Linked DNA regions of Homo sapiens: region 2 is linked to region 1. Evidence: chromatin loops called from intact Hi-C (ENCODE). Cell type or tissue: PC-9. All regions are shown on one strand. Links, peaks and the distances in the headings refer to the core of each region. The heading gives the core; the rest is flanking DNA.

Evidence for each region. A loop is a pair of places that touch in the nucleus more often than their neighbours do. Peaks named below come from ENCODE experiments on the same cell type or tissue, not always from the same donor. Only the 100,000 strongest peaks of a DNase experiment are listed, where the experiment ranks them.
Region 2: it touches region 1 in a loop (11-fold over the local background); 1 of 110 quality-filtered maps calls a loop at or near these places.

Annotation. Positions count from the first base shown.
Region 1 is chr14:70,662,236-70,670,577 of GRCh38, forward strand. TTC9 (tetratricopeptide repeat domain 9) reads left to right here. Exons shown (of 3, transcript NM_015351.2): 2 at 5,329-5,511. Among named protein-coding and RNA genes, the nearest start is that of TTC9, 24 kb to the left of the region's middle. RefSeq lists enhancers at 3,491-3,650, 4,148-4,648, 4,649-5,149. In PC-9, for the core only: no CTCF peak of the experiment used is centred there; DNase peaks (open chromatin) are centred at 3,056, 3,366, 3,886, 4,276 and 2 weaker places; H3K4me3 peaks cover 1,724 bases; H3K27ac peaks cover 4,164 bases.
Region 2 is chr14:70,751,091-70,759,432 of GRCh38, forward strand. The region is part of intron 3 of MAP3K9 (mitogen-activated protein kinase kinase kinase 9); the gene reads right to left. Among named protein-coding and RNA genes, the nearest start is that of MAP3K9-DT, 54 kb to the right of the region's middle. In PC-9, for the core only: a CTCF peak has its summit at 4,360; DNase peaks (open chromatin) are centred at 4,121 and 4,811; H3K27ac peaks cover 2,779 bases.

The sequences.
Region 1 (8,342 bases), core at 1,348-6,347:
CCACAGAGTCCAGGCCAGGCTCCCTTGCCAGTCAGTCCAAAACCTACCTTTCCAACTCAACAGCCTCCTCTGCTCATGATGACTAATGGTGGAGATGTTTACTCCCTTCAGGGAAGGTCTCACCCCAGTGCCATGACTTGGGAAGACCCACATCAGAACATAATCCAATCTCTATGCCAAAAAAAAAAAAAAAAAAAATCCACACAGCAGGAATCTAATTGTTGTCTTACAGAAGCCCTCTTGATCACTGCTTTACCAGTCTGATTGTCCTCCCCAACAAAAGATACCTGACCTTGATTAATAGGGAGAAAGGAAATCCTTTTGAAGAGGAGCCAGTGAAACAATTTTGTCCTTCTATTAAGTGGCAAACATTTGTATTTAGAGGCTGTTAGATCTGAAAGGACGGTAGAGATCATTTAGTGAAATTTAGATCTCTCATTTTGCAGATGCCCAGAAAGGGAAAGTAATTTTCATAATGTTGGCTAGTGGCAAAGATGGGACTAGAATCCAGCTCTTATGATTCCTAGTTCAGTGCTCTTTAAAATACCGATGCATGCCAAATGGCAGAGTATAGAGACTGTGACATGATAATCCTTAATTCAAACAGAGACCAGGTCACCACAACATGGAGAAACACTTCTCGACAATCAGGAAATCCAAAATGACAATAAAGATCTCCCAGATGAACGGCTCTACCTTGCAAATGTGGACAGCAGAGAGAAAATATTGCAGAAATTCCCTGCTGCTGGTCACCTCTGCCTCCTGGATGCCACTTACATTGATCTGTTTTTCCTGCTTATCCGCCTCCACTCTGGTCACCTGAGTCACCATCACTTCATCATCCAAATCCACTCTTGCCTCACAATGAAGTCCCAGATCTTCTACGTGGACCAGAAGGGTCTCTGTGTCATGGTTTCTTTCTTTTCCAGCTTCACCTTTTTTACCCTTCCCTCTGGTTCTCTGCTCCAACCTGGCATGCATGGCTTCCCAAACTTTCTGAAATAGGCCATTCCCCTCTCGCTCCCTCTCTTTCTTGGCTCTGCCTTGAAAAGTCACAGTTTCACCCAGATCAGTGATTCCCAAACATGGGTGATTTTACCACCACCCCACCACCCAGGGAATACTTGGCCATTTCCAGAGACATTTTTTGGTTGTCACAAGTGGCATGTAGTGAGAAGAGGCTAGGGGAGCTGCTAAGCATCCTGCAAGGCTCAAGACATCCTCATGTAACAAAAAATCATCTAGTCCAAAATGTCAATAGTGCTGAGGCTGAGAAATACCCAATCTTTAGATCCCAGCTATAATGCTACTTCTTCCAAGAAGGCCTCCCATTATACTTTAGATCAAGGTAAGGCCCCTCCTGCCTGGGTATGCTCCTTCTCTACCTTTGTCCTTCATAGCAGTTAGCCCACATGTGAATATTTGAGATAACATGACCTCTGCCCTCCCTGCCCATCTGTTAGCCCCAGGTGGGTGGGGGGGCGGGTGTCAGCTCATCAGCTGATCCCACTGCCCCGCCCAGTGCCCAGCAGTTAGGCATCAATTTTTGCTTGTTAGCTTTGGAACACAGCAGAAGGGAGTTTCCACAGATGACCTCTCTTTCTCCCCAGGGGCTGTGTGGGTTTCCGATGGCTTCAAATGCATCCCCACAGACACCCCAGAGGTCAAGTGCACAGTCTTGGAAGCCTGACAGAAGTGGGCTGATATCCTAATTCTACCCCCTTCCAGCTGGGTGACCTTCAGCAAGTTACTTCATTTCTCTGGAACTCAGTTTCATCATCTATAAAAGAAGGATAAAAATAGAACCTGTTTCATGGAGTTGATGTGAGGATTAAAAGACATAGTGTATGTGAAGTATTTAGCACCTCTGACACCAGAGAAGGGATTAATAACCATGAGGAGGACACACTGTGGGGCGATGCCACTTATCCTGAGGTCCACTGCAACCCCAGGTCCTGGCTAATGGCTACAGGGATGGGGAAGGAGCAATCAGGAGGCAGCCAGTCCACGTCGTCTTAACTTCCTCAGCCCTCACACGTGCCTGCTGTCATCCCATCTTACCTATCCCATGGGCTTACTAGATGTACCAGTAGCCACCCACCCAAAGCAGAGAGGTGCCTAAAAATCACCTGCAGGTAGCGCTGAGGCCAGCCTCCAGCCTGGCTGTCACCCCCTCCACCCCTGGATTCCCTTAAGAGTCCTGGCCTGGGCCGGGTGTAGTGGCTCACTCCTGTAATCCCAGCACTTTGGGAGGCTGAGGCAGGCAGATCACCAGAGGTCAGGAGTTCGAGACCAGCCTGACCAATATGGTGAAACCCCGTCTCTATTAAAACTACAAAAATTAGCTAGGCATGGTGGCGGGCATCTGTAGTAGTCCCAGCTACTTGGGAGGCTGAGACGGGAGAATTGCTTGAACCCAGGAGGCAGAGGTTGCAGTGAGCCGAGATCGCACCACTGCACTCCAGCCTAGGCAATAGAGCGTGACTCCATTTAAAAAAAAAAAAAAAAAGAGTCCTGGCCTAGCACCCCAACTTCTTATCCAGATTCTACCTCTTGGCCCAGCTATTTCTCCATCTTTCTGGGCCCTGTCTGTGGTGTCAGCTGAGGCTCCACACCCTATAACCAGCCTAGCCCTGCCTCCCTTGCCTCCCCCAAAGTCTGAACCCTGGTCCACAGCCAGGTATGCCAGTTCCCACCGGATCTGCAGGGGAACTAGAAATATTTTTACCAAATAAGTGCCAGAAATTGATTGCTGTGGTTCCTTTAACCCTTTGTGGGAAGGGGGAGGCTTCCCCATTTCCAGGCCTCTTTGCTTCCCCTGCCCCTGTCACCACCATTTTATGCATTCAAAAACTGTTATTTTATTTTATTTTTATTTTTATTTGTTAAATGGTCCTTTTCCTAGACTGCCAGGGTCAGCAAACAGAAGTGTCTGTTCAAAGAGGGAGGGCTGGACGGGAAGAGGGCTGCTAGGCCCGGTCAGAGAGGACTTCAGGCAGGGAGCGTGGAAGCTGTGGACAGGACAGCTTTTAGCTCTGGGAGCAGGTGCTGGAGCCAAGTCACACACAGGTAGCAGTCAGTGAGGTTCACATCCAGGAACCTTTTTACAGAAACCCCTCTCTCTCTCTGTACAGCTGTATAAGCACCAGCACAGGCTCCGACAACATGCAGGTGAGGAAGGGGACAGAAGGGCCTAAGATCCCACCATGGAGAGAGAGGGAGGAGAGGGGAGGGGGGCTTGTAGCATCAGCTTATCAGAAGGACCCCCTGGTGCACCAGAAGATTGTAGTCCTGGGTGAACAAGAGCTGCCCTCGGGGGTTAGCAGCCTGTTGCTTCTGTTGACTTGGCTTTCTGCCCTGCAGCCAGTGAAACCTGACAGGTCAGTTTCTAGATCTGGGCTGATTCTCTTTCACTTCCTGGTTCTCATACCTTCATCTTGACAGTCTGTGTATTTCTCCTCATTCTGTGAAAGAATGGAGTTTTTTGGTCCTAAATGCTCAAAAAAAATCTGGTCTCTTAAAAAATCTCAGCAATTCTGATACCTGGGAAGTTATTTAAGGGGTCAGAATGACTGACGTTAGACCCCTGAAGATTGAAATCAGTGACTTGTCTCTATCCTGAGGTGTCTTCTGTCAGTGTGGAAAAGTCTGGGCACAAAGAAGGAACAGAGCATCAGCATTCTCCCCCAGCCACCCAGCCGGGTTGTGAACAGAAGCACCAGTTTTGCCTCCTAAGTCTCTGTTTTTATTTGCTTTGAAGAAGCAGACAGGTGCCTTTTTCCTGTCTCTTTTTTTGTACTCCCTCCGAAGTATGCAACATACTTTGCCGTTGGTCAATGCCTACTAGATATTTGAGTGGTTAAATGGAGGCGAGGTGGCTCAGCAGGGTTGGGATTAGAGGGAGGTGCCTAGGGCACGAAATTTCAATCATTCTTCAAGGCCATTTAGTCATCCTCCAGGCGTGTCATCACTCTAGTCCCAGCCCTGTGGCTCCCTGTGGCTCAGGGCTGGTAAGGGAAAGCTCAAAGGGACATGGTTTACTCAAAGATGGCTGTTTGTGGGATGGGGAAGCTCTCCACCATGAGACCTGCCTGCCATAGCTTCCTCTTGCCTGGGACACCTAGGTCTCTCATGTCCAGACATGTGGCTTGTATGAGCTGGTCACTAGCCTACCAGAAAGCCCCCTCTCTCAGGAACTGCAGAGACAAATATACATGAAAGGGAACTTGAGGGAAGTCAGAGGCAGATGTTACTGGTACAAGACTAAAAAGAATTCTAAGAATGTTAACTAACATTTTTTTCATGCTTGCTATGTGCCAAGCCCACATTAAGTACTTTATGGCCATTATTTTATATAATCCCTCCAACAACTAGATTAGGAAGGACTTGGATTCTGGAGCCAGACAGCTTCAGCTTAAATCCCATCTTTGTCTCTTTCACGTTGTGTGGACTTGGGAAATTTCTTCAGCTCTCTGGGCCTCAGCTTCCTCACCTATAAAATTGAAACAGTAATAGTACCCACATTGGAGTATTCTGAGGATTATATCAGTAATACATGTAAAACAATGAGACCAGCATCTGTACAAGGTAAGCACTCAACAAATATTGGCCATGATGGTGATGATGATGATGAAGATGATGATGAAGAGATGATGATTGCCTCTGGTAGCTTATTCCTAAGGCTGCCTACAACAAAGTCCCACAAACTGGGTGACTTGAGATAATAGAAATGTATGATCTCACAGTTCCAGGGGCTAGGAGTCCAAGATCCAGGTGCTGGTGGGTTGTTATTCTGAAAGATGTGAGGAAGAATCTGTTCCATGCCTCTCTGTGAGGTTCTGGTAGCCTCAGGCATTCCTTGGCTTATGGATGGCTCTCTTCTCCCCATGTTTTATCATGTCGTCTTTCCTCTGTGTGTGTCTGTCTTTGTGTACATATTTCCCCTTTTTATAAGGATACCAGTCACACTGGATTAGGCCCTACTGTAATGACCTCAACTTGATCACCTCTGTAAAGATCCTGTCTCCAAATAAGGTCACATTCTTGTGTACTGCAGGTTAGGACTTCAACATATCTTTTGGTGGTGGAAGGGTGGGCATAATTCAACCCATAATACAAGGTTAAGTGACTTGCTCAAGCCTTGTTAACATGGCTTTTTAGTGATGAAACTGGTCAGGGAGGCTAGGATTATTGGAAGACAAATCCCAAGATGTAAACCCCAGTGGAAAACCCCAACCCTGCTAAACCTCTGGAGAGAAGCAACTCAAGGGAAACATGCAGAGCTGGCCACTGTTGTGCTGATGGCATTTTCCCTCCCTTCCTCCATAGCCTGCCTGCTCCAGGCTGAGCTGGTAAACTATGAACGAGTCAAGGAATATTGCCTCAAAGTCTTGAAGAAGGAAGGGGAGAACTTCAAGGCCCTTTACCGGTCTGGTGTGGCCTTCTACCACCTTGGGGACTATGACAAAGCACTCTACTACCTGAAAGAAGCAAGGACCCAACAACCAACAGGTAAGGCGGAAATAGCTGTTTTCTTACTTCCTCCCTGCTCTGGTGGCTCCTGGGACCTTCTCATTTCAGCAGTTTTCTTGGCTAGGAGGGCCAGGCAGGGACAGAGATGGCAAAATTAGGGATCAGATATATATGATAAGACCTAAGAGGAGCACACAGCCCATGCATTTGCCTAGGGTTTGAGTTCCAGGGAGCACAGGCCCCTCTTCTCTTCAAATAGAGTATAGAATTCCTCATCTTTTTCAACTCAGAATCCAGCTCTCTTCACTTATTCAACAAATATATATATATTGAATTCATACTATGTGCCAAGATTTGTGCTAAGCACCAAGGGAATCAATGAAAAGACACTGCCGCTACCCATGAGGCGCTCACATCTGGTTGATGACACAGAATACAAACAGGCAAATTTGATGCTAAGCCCAGCACCTTTCAGGAAGCATGCTCTGACTTCTCCAGTCAGATGCTATTCCTTAGGACATGTGTTATCTATAGCATTCACTTAGATCATATCCACCAGTCATTCATTCATTCATTCCACAGATATTTATTGAGGGGGTACAATATTGCTAGGTATATAGTAGTGAACAAAAGAAAGTTGTTGCCTTCAAAGAGCTTATATTATAATGGCTCACTGTCTATTGTAAGTGGGAAAAAAAAGTGTGGAGAGGGGACAGAACCCAGGGAGGGGCTCTCTACCAAGGGATGGCTAGAAGTCAACCAGTAAACAAGCAAACAAATAGTAAACAAATGAAATACTTAGTAGTAATAAACGCTGTGAAGAAAATAAAGCAGAATAAAGAGATCAAGAGTAAATGGGGGCGCTGGGCGTGGTGGCTCATGCCTGTAATTCCAGCACTTTGGGAACCCAAGGCAGGTGGATCGCTTGAGCTCAGAAGTTCAAGACCAGTCTGAGCAACATGGTGAAACCCCATCTCTACTAAAAATACAAAAATTAGCTGGGTGTGGTGGTGGACACCTGTAATCCCAACTACTTGGGAGGCTGAGGCAGAAGGATCACCTGAACCTGGAAGGCGGAGGCTACAGTGAGCCAAGATGGCACCACTGCACTCCAGCCTGAGCGACAGAACAAGACCTTGTCTAAAAAAAAAAAAAAAAAAGGAGTAAGGCTGGGCGCGGTGGCTCATGCCTGTAATCCCAGCACTTTGGGAGGCCGAGGTGGGTGGATCAGGAGGTCAAGAGATCAAGACCATCCTGGCTAACATGGTGAAACCCCGTCTCTACTAAAAATACAAAAAATTATCTGGGCATGGTGGCACGCACTTGTAGTCCCAGCTACTCAGGAGGCTGAGGCAGAAGAATCACTTGAACCCAGGAGGCGGAGGTTGCAGTGAGCCAAGATTGCGCCACTGCACTCCAGCCTGGGTGACAGAGCGAGACTGTCTCAAAAAAAATAAAAAAGAGTAAAGAGGGGGGAGCTATTTTAGACCAAGTGATCAGAAAGAGCCTCTCTGAGGAAGTAACATTTAAACAACTTTGACTTGATGTTGCTATTTTTGTTGTTTATATGGTTAATAATTTTTCTTTTTTCAGACAGAGTCTCGCTCTGTCGCCCAGGCTGGAGTGCAGTGGTGTGATCTCAGCTCACTACGACTTCCGCCTCTTGGGCTCAAATGATCCTCCCACCTCAGCGTCCCCAGTAGCTTGGACTACAGGCATGCACTACCATGCCTGGCTAATGTTTTTTATTTTTTGTATAGATGAAGTCTTGCTATGTTGCCAGGGCTGGTCTTGAACTCCTGGGCTCAAGCAATCCTTCTGCCTCGGCCTCCTAAAGTGCTGGGATTACAGGCATGAGCCACCACACCCAGCCTTTTTTTTTTTTTTTTAAACTCAATCTTCCTTTCAAAAGTCTTTAAAAAACTTTAGAATCAAGTCACAAATGTCCAAATGTATACTTTTTTTATCTTTTTAAAGAACACCTTGTTGTTGATTTATTTTCCGTACATAAATCGTGTTCCACCAACTGTAAGCAGCTTGAAGACTAACCATTGGACTCATTCAATAGAATTTTCTGGAGCACTGCTATCTGCCAGCACGGTTCTGGAGGATACGCCTGGCATTTTTTAGCATGATATAGTATTCATTTCTACTTCCAGAAGTAACTATTCCAGGCAGCCCTGTCACTCTTATGTTATGGTGTGTGTGGAACTTAGCAGTTGTTCCCTGCCATGCCATCCTCACTAATAACAGGAACTGGGAAGAAATGCCCCAGTTTTGGTGAGGTGGTCATCTGACCCTGCTTATAACGACAAAAATAAGACAATAAAGCAAAGTCATTTTAAACTCTTCAAGCTTAAAAAAATTACATTAGACTAATATTTGTTGATCATTGTTTTAAGCACTTTTAGACTTACCTATTTTGGGCTTCAGAGCAATTTCATGAGGCAGGTATTACAGTCCTCAGGAGAGACAGGCTTTGCAGCCAGACACACCATTTACTATGTGTCTCCTTGGCATCTGACTCAATCTCGCTAGGTCCCTATTCCATTTTGTCACAGTGAGGAGAAGGATACATACCTTGCGGGATTGTATTGAGGATTAAATGAGATCATGAAGGTTAGAAACCTGGCACAAGGTTGGCATTCAAAAATGGAGCTTGTTGGCTGGGCGCGGTGGCTCACTCACGCCTCTGATCCCAGCACTTTGGGAGGCCAAGGTGGGCAGATCACCTAAAGTCAGGAGTTTGAAACGAGCCTGGCCAATATGATGAAACCCCGTCTCTACTAAAAATACAAGAATTAGCTGGGCGCAGTGGGATGTGTCTGTAATCCCAGCTACTGAGGCAGGAGAATTGCTTGAACTTGAGA
Region 2 (8,342 bases), core at 1,648-6,647, 89 kb after region 1:
AGACCACATCGGTAGAACAGAGCAGCGCATCAGCTGTGAGAACTTCAGTGTGCCCTCCCTATCTTTCAAGTCCACATAAAGAATTTCTTTTCTCGTGTCCTGTGAGTCAGTGAATGTGGAGTACAAAGCTTAATGGAAGAATTATTCTGTGAATTCACGATCAGAACCAGACACAATCACACAGCACTCAGTCCTTCCAGGAATAAGTCAGGACAAGAAACCATAAGGCTATGAATAGTTAGAAGAATGGCTCTCCTTATGTTTTCAACACCAAATTCAACAATAAGTTTTGCAACCAGCAACAAAGGTCATATTAATTTAAAAAATAATAATAGGCCAGGCATGGTGGCTCACATCTGTAATCCCAGACTGTAAATTCAGCCTTTGGGAGGCGGAAGCAGGCAGATCACTTGAGGTCAGGAGTTCAAGACCAGCCTGGCCAACATGGTGGAACTCCATCTCTACTAAAAATACAAAAATTAGCCAGGTGTGGTGGTGCATGCCTGTAATCCCAGCTACTTGGGAGGCTGAGGCAGGATGATCACTTGAATCTAGGAGGCGAAGGTTGCAGTAAGCCAAGATCACGCCACTGCACTCTAGCCTGGGTGACAGAGCAAGACTCTGTCTCAAAGTAATCAATAATAATAATAAACCCAGTAGCTATTTATCATGAAACCTTATATATGAAGACCACTAAGACACTTTACAAACATCACTGTGAATCTCTACAACAATTCTGATAGGTATTATCAACATTTTGCACACAAGGAAAGCAAGTTTTAGACATGTTTAGGAGCATATTACTAAGGGCATACACAGAGTACATCATGGTGGGCCCAGACCAGTTCTCAATTTATTCCCCCTAGAATGCCTTCTACCATTTCTTTGCTTGGTAAATGCTAATCATCTTTCAAGATCCAACTCAAATGTCCCACCATTTATTCATTCATCAGATGACGGCTTTACCCCAGTGAGGCCTTCAAATACTATCATTTTCTTTATGCATCTTGCCAGGAAAAAACAAAAAGCCTGGTAGCCAGTTGGTCTTGACTCGTCTAGACAGGAGATGGATTTTAGTTTGGAGGCTTATGGGAATAGCATTGGATACTTTACGATGCCTTCTTGACATCCCCAGATGTTACTCAGCCCATTTGGGCTGCCATGTATTGTAGCTGTTTGTCTGCTAGCCTATAGGCTCCTAAAGAGCAGGGAGAAATGTTTTTAATCTTTGCATTCTCAGGACCTAGCCCAAGCTCTGGTACACAGGAAGCACTCATAGATATGTGAGTGAGTGGGTCTGTGGGTATGGGAGTGAGCGCATGGTCAGACAGTCCTGCAGGCTGCCCTGGGTCCTCTAGAGGAAAACCCAAACATCATCAAGAATTGCACTATTACACTTCCTGACAAACCTTTCATGTGACTTATCCAGGTAGTGGTCATGCTGGGGAGCTTCTACCAAGTGACCTCCAGGAACTCTCAGCATTGCCAACCAGATTCCTAGGTCAAAGCCACTGTTATCCTCCATTGCTTGCTCTTGGAATAAATGCCCACCTCCATCCTGGAGAATAAAAACCAAAGGTCCCACAGAACCCCTTTCTCCCAACCAGACAAAGACAGACGGTATCTGGGCCCTAACTACCTGGAAAGATCATAGAGTGTTTCAAAGATCCAAATATGTTCTGTTTGTGTCCCTGCATCCCTTCTGTGACAGTTTTCACACTAAGCTCTCAGTGTCCTGTGAAGGTGTCTCAGACCGCCTGGAAGCATGTCGGGGGTGAGGCAGGGGTGGGGGGTTATGGGACTGGGACTGGCCCCATTAGCTCCAGTCAGGGCAGCTCTGCTCTTACCTGGCTTGTTTCTTTGTTTGTCTGCATTCTATCCCACTTCAGGGGTTCTACAGCTAAAAGGAATGTGAGAACTACTGCCCAAGTAGGCAGAATGCTACCAGAGAAAGATTTAGACAGACTTGGGTCAAATGCCTGTTTTATCACTTAACAGCTATGTGCCTTTAGGAAGCAAGTTCACCTCTCCAAACCTCAGTTTCCTCATCCCTACAGCAAAGACAGCAATACCGACCTTACAGAAGAGTTACAAGGAATCACTAACACCAACAACTAACCCTCATCCAGAAATTACCATCTATGGCTAGTAGACCTGTGGTTTCTCCAAAAGGGCCTGAAATGAGATTGTGTCTGAGGAGGCTTATGTAGAGCTACAGTGTTGGTGAGAGCTTTGCTGAGGGACACTGGCATTCAGAGAAGAAGTCTTTCTGGGGCTGACTAAACTAGTTTTCCTCTGCCAACATCCCGCTTTATGTTTACAATGGAAGGTGGGTGATATAAATGAAGACTTGGTATTCTGTTGGTGGGAAAAAAGACTGGAGAAATTCAAGAGAAATACAAGTTTACGTGGATCTGAGCTCAGGGAAAGGCGGGCAGTAGAAGTTGATGTGATTTACCTCAGGTTTAGTCAACTTAGTTGCCCTCCCAAGGTTAAAAGGTCAACAAGTCCTTTGATGACCATTTGCAAGCAGCCTGGAAGAACTCGTTCAGCTAAGTCACTGCCTCTGAGTACCTCCCCGCAACACAGACCCACCAGCTCCCACAGTGCTGCCAGTAATTTCCTAAAAGTCCTCACTGCCTAACCCAACCCTCACAAAATTTACTCTTGAGTTAATAATTAACCACCTCCCGAGGCTTGGTAATCCCTTCAACCATTTCCTAGGATCAGAGGTGGAGGAGGGGTGTTTGATTTTTTTTTCAAAGTGAGGAAAAGTGGACAGCTACCTTTCTTGACAAAAGGCACAGCAACTCCATGCCTGTGCTGGGCCAGAGCTCTATTTTGTAGTAACCTGCACCATCTCTAGACTGTCAGGTCAGGGTCCATGCTCTGAAAGGAGGTGACCAGTCTCCCTTGAATGAGGTGGGCTGGGGAATGTCTTGCACTTGGTAATTATCTATGATTCCACATTCCAGGAACCACACTGACTGTTTAATAATCTTTGACAAAGATAATTGAACTAATATATGTGAAAGCACTTTGTAAATTGAAAGTAGCATATAATTCTTCTTCTTATTAACTGAACCCTCATTCAAAATGATGATGTATTTATTAACATATATGTAATATATACATTGATAAACTTATTGACATAACAACATATTTATTAATGTGGTTATGTGTTCATGCTATATTACATTCAAAAAGCAACTTTTAAAACAGAAAGATCCCACTAGGGATAGGCAGATGAGCACATGAATAGGAGTAAACACACCCAAATATCAATACGCATTATCTCTATAAGTGGGTTCAGGGTGATTTTCTTTCCCTATCTTTTCTTTCTTGTTTACCCATATTTTCAAATTTTTTCTACAGAAAACGTTTTGCTATTGTAATTTTGAGACAGAGTCTTGCTCTGTCGCCCAGGCTGGAGTGCAGTGGTGCGATCTCAGCTCACTGCAAGCTCCACCTCCCGGGTTCACACCATTCTCCCGCCTCAGCCTCAGGAGTAGCTGGGACTACAGGCACCCAGCACCATGCCCGGCTAATTTTTTGTATTTTTAGTAGAGATGGGGTTTCACCATGTTAGCCAGGATGGTCTCGATCTCCTGACCTTGTGATCTGCCCGCCTCAGCCTCCCAAAGTGCTGAGATTACAGGTGTAAGCCACCGTGCCCAGCCACTATTGTAATTTTTTAAACTTAAAATGATTAAGACAATGCCTCCACCTCATCCCACAACCAACAGGCAAGAAGGCCTTGTGGGACGATGCCCTCTGACAGTAACCACTGCTCTACCCACACAGCGCAAAGAAAGGGAACAATTTCAGCAATAGCCTTCTTGAGGCAGTCCCCAATCCAAGCAGACTGGGAAACTTACACAATTGAGGATCCAGCCCTTTATCATCTCACCCTCCATCACAACATTTGCAGGAGAACTTTAGAAGCACACTCAAAGAGCAGGAAGACAAACCAGATGGCCCTGGGCACCTGGAATAGCAGAGGCGCAGAGGCCCCCAGCTCTGGATGAGTTCCAGGAGGGTTGAGGTGTGGGGCACTCAGACTCAGCCAGTACCTGGCATAGGGCAAGCATTCCACAGACACTTCTTGAATGAGTCAGTGAGTTACAAGTCAGTTTGGGAAACAGCTTTGTACCAAGTTCCTAGGCATGCCCTGGCCCTCCCTGAGACACCCTGCTGGGCCCTAGGCACGCACGGTGGGCTGATCATTCAGAAGAGGCTGCCTTAAGTGCAGGAACAGGACCATACAGATGGTGGCATAACTACAAGCACAGATTGTCACTACACACATATCTAGTTCTAATCATAGCTTTATGTCTGCCACCTGGGTGAACTTAGGCATGTGACTTCAATTGTCTGAGCCCAGTTACCTCATCTGTAAAATGGAAATGATGATCCCTACTTTGGGGAATTCTTGTGAAGACTATAGAAGATGTATAACATTTACCACAGACCCTAGCCCTTAAGCATTTGTAGGTGGTAACAACTGTTACCAGTGTACAAGCATTGCTGTATGTACAGCAGTGGGCACACATTTTCCTCTGCTAAAGGTGAGAGACCATTTGGAGCTACTTAGATGGGTAAGCCTGAGGAAGAAGGAATGAAAGGCCCATTTAATGGGTTATAAATTGTGCTTTGAAGGAAATCCTGCAGCATAGAAGCTAAGACAGCTGAAAGGGAGCAGGGTGAATTATGTTTTCAAACCACAATCATCAACCAAACTGGGTCAGGAGGCTTAAGTCCTGGGAACAAGTCTAGACTAGAGCAACTAGAGACCTGCTGGCAGACCATGTGACAATATCCAAGACACATCATCCAAAGTGCTTCTGATTTGAGGTTTACCTCCAAGTGATTTCCTCTAGAGAGTAGAATAATTTCATCAGATGCCTCTCACCAGAGGCTCTTCCTTCAAGCCTGCTTTTAGGATCATGGTTATAGGGCAAGACCTAGAGGTTAGTCTTACAACAAGGATACTTAGGGTAAAAGTTGAAAGGTCCTGCCCTTGTTCTTTCGGTGGAGAAAAAAGCTCTGCAATGGCCTTGTCTTTCCCTGTCTACAATTTCTGTCATCCTGAGAAGACTCTACATGCGGCATTTGTGCTTTCCCTTCCCACTGGGAAGGTACGAAGGTACTTGGATACATGACACAACTCTGTCCAAATCGTCACCAGCAGAAACCTCTGGAGTGTGTGACAGTAAAACCTGAGCAATTTCAGGGTTAGGCTGGGAGAAGAAACCTAGTGGGAATACTGGAGGTAGAAAACAATCATGTTACTGAGAAATCATGGTTTTCCATTAAAAAAGGCAAGAGAGAGTTGAGTGTGACAAGTGGCTGCTTGTCCCCTCAAATCCACCCTTCCTGTCTTCCATAGTGGGGCACACAGTTGTCCAGCTAGAACGTACATTTTTCTGCCTCCCTTGGAGCCAGGTGTGCCCACATAACCAAGTGCAGGCAATTGGGTGTGCAGAGATGTGTACAACTTCTGGATAGTTTCCAAATTAAAGATAAACTGCGCTTGCCATGAGTAAGTTCTCCTTCCTCTTTTATGAAAATTGTAATACACACATAACAGTCACCCAATTTAACCATTCGGTCAAGGTCAATGCACTGAGGGAATCTAAAAGAACCTAGGTTCCTAAACGATCTCATGGGGCACAGTTGCCCTGCTAGCCTGGGCTATTTAGCTAGTTTTTGAAAGAGAATATGCTTCTATCCTATCTAAGCCTCCATATCTGTATGCCTCTTTGTAATAGCAGCTTAGCTTAATTGATGTATTAATCTCATTAGCATATGGTCAAGCAATAAAAGTGTTAAACTGAAACATGAAATTGCTGATTTTATATATCAAAAATAGTTGAATATCAGTATACAACTCAACTTAATGAGATCAGGTCAGATATTTTAAGGAAAGTTAAACTCATTTCTTCTCATTAGCTACTTTACCCTGTAATTAATGCATGGTAAAATGAGGTTCAATATACAGATGCTACAAAACATCACTGAAAGAAGTTAAAGGAGGTCTAAATAAATGGAAAGATATCCCATGATCATGAATTGGAAGACTTATTAAGATGTCAATAGGGCCAGGCGCAGTGGCTCACATCTCTAATCCTAGCACTTTGGGAGACCAAGGCAGGTGAACAGCTTGAGCTCAGGAGTTCAAGACTAGCCTGGGCAACATGGTGAAACCCTGTCTCTACAAAAAAAATAGAAAAAGTGGAGCATGCCTGTAGCTCCAGCCACTTAGGAGGCTGAGGAAAGAGGATCACCTGAGCCCAGGAGGTCAAGGCTGTAGTAAGCCATGATTACACCACTGCACTCCAGCTCAAGCAATTGAGACCCTGTCCGAAAAAAAAAAAAAAAAAGGGTGTAAATAATCTACAAAGCTACAGATTTGATGCAATTCCTATCAAAATCCCAGCTATCTATTTTGTATAAATTAACAAAATTACCCTAAGATTCATTAAATGCAAAGGACTCAGAATGGCCAAAACAATCTTCAAAGAGAAGAACAAAATTGGAATCACATTTCCTAATTTCAAAACTTACCACAAAGTCATACTAATTAAGAAAGGGTGGTATTGGCATAAGGACAGATATAGATTAATGGAGTAGAACTGAGAATCTAGAAATAAACCTTTATATTTCTGGTAAATTGACATTTGATAAAAGTGACCAAATAATTCGATGGGAAAAAATGGTCTTTTCAATAAATGGGGCCAGGATAACTGAATAGCCACATGAAAAATAATAAAGTTGGACCCCTACCTCATACCACATACAAAAATTAAGTCAAAATGGATCAGAGACATAAAAGTAAGAGCTAAGATTATAAAACTCTTAGAAAAAAATATAGGAGTGTAAGTCTTCATGACTTTGGACTAGGCAATGTTTTTTAGATATGACACCAAAAGCACAATCCACAGATGATAAAATAAACTAGACATCATCAAAATTAAAAACACTGTTTCAAAGAACAGCCTTAAGAAAGTGGAAAAACAATCTACAGAATGGAAAAAAAAATTTGCTAATCATATATCTGATGAGAGAATAGAAAGGACTCTTTCAGCTCAACAATAAAAAGACAAATACTCTAATTTTTAAATTGGCAAAGGATTTGAATAGATATTTCTTCAGGTTCAGAGATATAATTGGCCAATAATTACATGAAAAGATACTCAACATCATAAGTCATTTAGTGAAATGCAAATCAAAATCACAACAAAATACTATTTCATATCCACAAGGATAGACATAATAATAACTTTTTTTTTAAAAAAAGGCAATAACAAGTATTGAAAAGATGTGGTGAAATTGGAACATTCATACATTGCTAACGGGAATATAATAAAATGGTATAGCTATGATGAAAAAGTTTGGTGGTTCCTCAAAAAGTTAAACATAGAACTGTTACATGATTCAGCAATTCCACTCCTAGGGATAGACCCAAGAAAACTGAAAAAAATATGTTTACACAAAAGCTTGTGTTGTACACAAGTGTCCATAGCAGCATTATTTATAACAGCCAAAAAGCAAAAACAACCCAAATGCCCATCAACTGATAAATGGATAAACAAATGTGGTCTATCCATACAATGGAATATTATTAAGCCTTAAAAAGGAATGAAATTCTGAGATAAGTTACAACATGGATGAATCTTTTTTTTTTTTTTGAGACGGAGTTTCACTCGTTTCCCAGGCTGGAGTGCAATGGCACAATCCTGGCTCACTGCAACCTCTGCCTCCTGGGTTCAAGCGATTCTCCTGCCTCAGTCTCCCGAGTAGCTGGGATTACAGGCATGCGCCACCACGCCTAGCTAATTTTGTATTACAACATGGATGAATCTTGAAAACATTATGCTAAATGAAAGAAGCCTAGTCACAAAAGACCACAAATGGTATGATTCCATTTATGTGAAACATCCAGAACAGGCAAATTCATAAAGACAGAAAGGAAATTAGTGTTTGCTAGGGAGTAGAAGGGGGAAGGATTAGGGAAGGACTGATAATAGACATGGAGCTTCTTTTTTGGATGATAAAAATGTTCTGGAAATTGGCCGGGCATGGTGTGGTTCATGCCTATGATCCCAGCCCCTTAAGAGGCCGAGGTGGGCAGATTGCTTTGGATCAGTTCAAGACCAGCCTGGTCAACATGGTGAAATCCCGTCTCTACTAAAAATATAAAAATTAGCCAGGTGTGGTGCACGCCTATAATCCCAGCTACTTGGGAGGCTGAGGCAGGAGAATCACTTGAACCCGGGAGGCAGAGGTGGCAGTGGGCTGAGATCATGCCACTGCACTCCAGCCTGGGCAACAGAGTAAGA